2 separate regions of the Homo sapiens genome follow, and region 1 is linked to region 2. The links are chromatin contacts, found by Hi-C or POLR2A ChIA-PET in ENCODE. All regions are on one chromosome and are shown on one strand. The core of a region is the stretch at or near the end of the contact, and the rest is flanking DNA. Distances in the headings are between cores, read along the strand shown. Region 1 holds the start of SNHG17 (small nucleolar RNA host gene 17). Region 2 holds the start of RBL1 (RB transcriptional corepressor like 1).

Region 1 (2,700 bases), core at 62-2,561, 1.3 Mb after region 2:
GCCCACGTCAGCGTGTTAGCTGCCAGATCTCCAGAGGGAGGCTCACCCCCCAGGGAAGAGAAGGGTACCCAGGACCCTGAGAGCCATCATCACTTCACAGGCAGATTCCATCTGTCCCCACCCAGAGTCCACAGGAAAACAGACTTCTGGTAAAAATGCCTCGGCTGTACATTCAGCCCACCAGTTCTGAGTATCTACACGTGGACAGGCACCGTGGGTTCAAAATCAAGAAAAACAGCCAAGGCCTCTGCCCTCAGAGAGCCTTTGCAGTTTCCCTACTTTACAGAAAGTCAACCTCAGGGGAATGAAGGAACTTAGCTAGCATGTGACCCCAAGCGCAGCCCGTCTCCTAAGTCACGCTTTGCTCTGCACCCGCTTTGCCAGACAGTTCTCAGAACTCAGAACTGGCTGAGCTCATTGACTGTCCCCTCTACTGCGTCCCACAGAAGGGTCCTTCCCCAAGGTGCGCAGAAGCAGCGGCACTTACCCAGGGGCATTCTCACCCCGCGGACAGTGGAAGCCCCTCAGGGGGTGCAGATCAGAGTGCTGCAGGAGAGAGAGGGCGCTGGCTGGTGCGAAGCCGTCCGAGGTGCAGCACAGCCCACAAGGCCTAGGCAAGGAAAAAGCACGGGGAGGGGGCTTTAGTACAAGGCCCGGGGACAGAAGTCCAGACTCTGCCCCACTGGAGTGCTGGCAGCGTCTTCCATTTAAACCACAGCTAACTGGTCTGTAAAATGAAGGTTCTAACACCTACTTTTAAAAGTTATTGAGGGGAAAACGAGTTAACGGTCTCAAGGACGTGGCACAATGACTGGCACTTTGTAGGCAACAGTCAAGTGGCTTTGGAGGCTTCCAATGCCAGGAGTCGGGGGCGGGCAGCTAAAGTCGCCGAGCCCTGTTTCCCGCCATCCAGGGGCACTAAGCCTCCCCGCAGAGTAGCTGCGCGGACAGGGGGTCTGACGACCGCACGTGGCCCGCTCAGCACTGCCGCGGCCAAGGGCGCGACTCACCTGCCAGTGTCTTTCCCGAGGACACGCGAATCCTGGGGGGCTCACTCCGGCAAAGAGGACGAGACACTGCACCAAGGACAGGGCCTGACCTCTCTGGCCGCCTTCCCCGGGGCCTCAGTTTCCCCCGATGGTGAGAGTGGAGCCGACCATGCGCCCTGCTGTGGACTCACCCGGCGCCCTGGCGTCGAGTGGCGGCGGAGACCTGACAGACAGCGTGGGAAAAATCAAGATGTCTGCAGATTTCGAGAGATGGGGTGCGGTGGCGTGCGATGGCGAAGGACGGCGAGGGACGGCGAAGGACTGAGGCCACACGACAAGGAAGCTACGCTCGTTTCGCGCCGGCGGAAATACAGACGAGAGCGCGAGCTGCGGCCTAGAGCGGTAGGAACCGACGCGAGCAGTCCTGCAGCGTCCCCTGGCGGAGCGGAGGCTCAACGCCAGACTCTGGAGGACTTGGGATAATTTTCGAAAACTATCTGGAAGTTTAGAAGTAAACTTCTCCCACTTGCTTTGCTTTTCTGTTTGTTCTGAAGATGTTCCTTGGTCACTGATTCATTATTAATCTGTAGGAATGGCCAATTTTCCATGATAGGAGCTGTTACTACGATGAGGGGACTGTGCTTAGTTTGGACTTCTTTCTGCAAGGGTCCAAAGGCATCTGTCTTTGATTCACCACTGTACTCAGTACCTAGTTCAGTGACTAGCACAGTTGAATGAATGAATTCTACCCCCGCCCCATTCCTTTTTTTCTGAACAATGTCAGACCGAGATGACTGAGTCATGGCCTGAGACTGGAATGTGAGCGTGAGAAGATGAGCCAAGAGAGATGCACAGCGGGTAACTGCTTTGCTAAACTCCAGCCTCAAAGTACACGGGATGGAGGGTGGAAAGAGTCTCTGAAGCAGAAGAGACCTGACCAGACTGGCATCTGAGGAACCTGATCAGATTTGCACAGTGACAGAGACTGTAGACAGATGTCCCATGTTCCCTGCAACATACTGGAGACAATCTTGGGAGGGGACTCATGGCCCACAAATCCTCATAAGCATTGGCACTGCCTGCACCCTGGGCAGGATGTGCCTCTTCGGCCTGAGACAGCCCTGCTACTGACTCTGCCCATGTTCTGGAGTGCAAGCAGCCCACCCTTGGGCCTGATGAGGAGCCCACGCCCCACCCTCCGCCCCGCTCCAGTCAGATTCTTGGTACTCAATAGGTCAGAAGGACAAGAAAATCCAGTCCTGATCTATGCAACCATGAGGGAAATGGGGGTCCCTGAGGTGAGATCTGCTCCATATTTTGTACCTGGGAGAGGCCCATGGGATTCCCAGACTGTGAGAACACTGGGAGTCTCTGTGATGGGGAGGGGCTGTGGGATGCTGCTATGGTTTGGCTGTGACCCCACCTAAATCTCATCTGGAACTGTACTTCCCATAATTCCCACCTGTCGTGGGAGGTAATGGAATCATGGGGGTGGTTACCCCCATGCTGCGGTTCTTCTGATAGTGAGTGAGTTCTCATGAGACCTGATGGTTTTATAAGGGGCTTTACCCACTTTTGCTCTATACTTCTCCTTGCTGCCACCATGTGAAGAAAGACATGTTTGCTTCCACTTCCGCCATGATTGTAAGTTTCCTGAGGCCTCCACAGCCATGCTGAACTGTGAGTCAATTAAACCTCTTTCCTTCATGAA
Region 2 (2,700 bases), core at 130-2,629:
CACTGGGCTTATGCTCGTCTGGGTTTCTTTCTCTGTTTTTAGATAGAGTCTTGCTGTCACCCAGGCTGGAGTGCAGTGGTGTGATCTCCACTCACTGCGGCCTATGCCTCCTGGGTTTAAGCAATTCTCCTGCCTCAGCCTCCCGAGTAGCTAGATTACAGGCAGGCGCCACCACACCCAGCTAGTTTTTGTATTTTTTTAGTAGAGATGGGGTTTCGCCGTGTTGCCCAGGTTAGTCTCGAACTCCTGGCCTCAAGTGATCCGCCCGCCTTGGCCTCCCAAAGTGCTGGGATTATAGGCGTGAGCCGCCACGCCCAGCCTGGGTTTCTATATTAGAATAATCCTAGGCAAGACAACCTTCTGAGCCTTGCCATTATCACCTGGAAAGCAGTCTAATACTCATTGCCATGCCATGTTCACAGGGCTGTTGCGAGGATAAAATGCAAGAATGATGGGGAAAAAAATCAAGTAATTATAACTGACATTTGTTTTATTCAGAGCCAGACACTGATGCAAAGCATCAGGACGATGCTCTGACGGAGGAGGAAACGTAGGGCTGAGATCAGCTTCGTGTGCACATTGGCTTTGATCAAACTGCTGCACAGCGACCGGCAGCTCCACCCTGGTGAAGCAGAGGGTGGAGGTTAAACGGCTCAGACCCTGGGTCTGGCTCCATCTCTAACCGTGTGACCTTGGGCCTGTAGCTTAACCCGTCTAGGGCTCCGCTTCCTCTTGCGTGAAATGGGGATCACAGAAGGGGTTCAGACGGAACTGAGGGTCCATTTAAAGCTCTGGGCAGTGATGTCTTGGCATGCAGTTCATTTTCACTTTACCATTATATTTGTTCTTACTGATTTAAGGGCAGCACCATGACTTTTGTGGCGCTTGGCGGGGTAGAGGGAAGTGTGGTCAGGAAGCCTGGGGTCTGAGCGGCGCGGGACCTAGGCCGCTCCTTTCCTGAGCTTCAGTTTCCCGCCTCAAAATGATGGGTGGATTGGCTGAGCTACACCCACCTTTCCCGCCCCTCGGCGCTTGGCTGCGCAGCGACCCTCCTAGGTGGGGAAACTCCCACCACCCCATAGGCCGAGGAAGGGGCGGGGCAGGGGTGGGGCCTGGCGAGGGTAGGGTCCGGCCGCCCCACCTGCTGCCGCTCACCTCTAGGCTGTAGTTGCCTCGGATGGCAGTAAAGTCGTCCAGGGCTTCGGCCGCGCTCCCCTCGTCCAGGTTCAGCTCCTGGCACAGGGCCTGTAGCGCCTCCCCGGCTGCGGCGACCACCGCCGCCCCCTCAGCGTGGGGCTTGTCCTCGAACATCCCTTCAGGCCCCGCGGGCTGCGCGCCACGGCCCCCGACTTCTTTCTCCCTCCCAGGCGCGCTACCCACAACCACCTGCGCCAAAGCGCGCGAAAATCTGCAGCTGCGGGACGTGTTGTCATCCACCGTCTGCCTCCGCTTTTCTCCTCAAAAAAAGTCCGTTTTTCCTCCGGAGCTCCTAGCAGTCCCTCCCCGGAAATGTGATAAGAAGATGTACCTCAGATTCTGAAAGACCTGTCCTTGGCCCTTGGCTGGTCGCGGGGGGCCCAGCCGGCGGGACAGAAAAAGAGCGGAGGGATCCTCAGCCCGCGCGCAGAGCCTGCTGGGAGGTGTAGTCCATCTCTTGGGAGATGAAGCCCGCGGCCTCCCCCTGTCTTCCTGGTTAGGCTCTTGGGTTTTGGGGCAGGGCTGGGCTGCCTACTGCGAGGTGGCCTCGTGCAGCGTAGTGAGATGCCTCCTCTATCCACGGGCCCTGGGTTTGTCACTGTCCCTGGGCGCCAAACATAATCTGAGCTGTACCCCTTGAGTTAGGAGATGGAGGCTGGAAGAGAAAAAAGTAGCCCCTGGACGAAGAGGGGCCTCTTGGGACTCTCCCCAAAGTCCTAGTGCCCAGTGAGTGGTTCGCTAAATGACAGAGGGGAAGGATTGGTGACGGATATTAGAAGACGAATCCTCATCTCATGCTAGTCGCTAAAAGAGGCAGGCAGAGAAGACTGCAGTAAATGAGGCAGGAGAATAGGGTCTGGAGGCAGGGAACCTATGGCTGTTTCACGTGACTTCTTAGAACTAAATTGAAAGGAAAACCCCAACTTTCCACGCCTAAGTAACAAAAGAACCAGAGGCTGTTCCCTTGGACCTTTTCTGCATGGCAGATGGGAAATTGGCTGTCTGCAACAAATCACACTGAGCGCCTTCCAGTCTTTGTTTGCAACTTTGTAACTTCACTCCAGCCTCTGAACGGTTGCTGTCCACAACCAATCAGACTGATGGCGGGAGAGTCTTCCTTTGCATAGAAGTATAATTTTGTTAACTTCACCCTGGCCTCTGATTGGTTGCTTTCTGCAACCACTCAGACTGATTGTGGGCTACCACTTCAGTTACATCAAGAGAGCATAAAGTGGCCAATGGGAAACTTCTAGAGGGTATTTGGACCCCAGAAGATTCTGTGTCTGGGCCCTTGAGCTGCTGCGTGGGTTCGCTTCCCCACTATGGAGTGTACTTTTGTTTTCAATAAATCCCTGTCTTCGTTCTTTTGTTGTTCCATTATTTGCTTTGCCTGTAATCCCAGTACTTTGGGAGGCCGAGGCAGGTGGATCACTTGAGTCCAGGAGTTTGAGACCAGTCAGGCCAACAAGGCAAAACCCCGTCACTACTAAAAATATAAAAATT

The links. Hi-C counts contacts between places; a loop is a spot of excess contacts on that map. ChIA-PET counts read pairs that join two places held with the same protein, here RNA polymerase II (POLR2A). Pooled maps may share reads with other maps.
Region 1: a map of naive thymus-derived CD4-positive, alpha-beta T cell shows a loop between it and region 2 (15-fold over the local background). The contact joins the promoter of SNHG17 here to the promoter of RBL1 in region 2. A Hi-C loop is called at or near these places in 1 of 168 maps with a recorded cell type or tissue (naive thymus-derived CD4-positive, alpha-beta T cell) and 5 of 50 pooled maps. POLR2A ChIA-PET finds 5 or more read pairs at or near these places in 1 of 52 experiments (WTC11).

The regions. Positions count from the first base shown.
Region 1 is chr20:38,434,017-38,436,716 of GRCh38, forward strand. SNHG17 (small nucleolar RNA host gene 17) reads right to left here and starts at 1,312. Exons shown (of 8, transcript NR_185934.1): 1 at 1,011-1,312; 2 at 488-610. LOC124904958 reads left to right here. Exons shown (of 3, transcript XM_047440636.1): 2 at 447-589; 3 at 826-2,700. The coding sequence ends at 1,472. RefSeq lists enhancers at 1,065-1,354, 1,375-1,434.
Region 2 is chr20:37,094,618-37,097,317 of GRCh38, forward strand. It overlaps RBL1 (RB transcriptional corepressor like 1), which reads right to left and starts at 1,380. Exons shown (of 22, transcript NM_002895.5): 1 at 1,156-1,380. The coding sequence starts at 1,311. RefSeq lists enhancers at 739-838, 1,072-1,748, 1,399-1,668, 1,789-1,838 and a silencer at 1,109-1,168.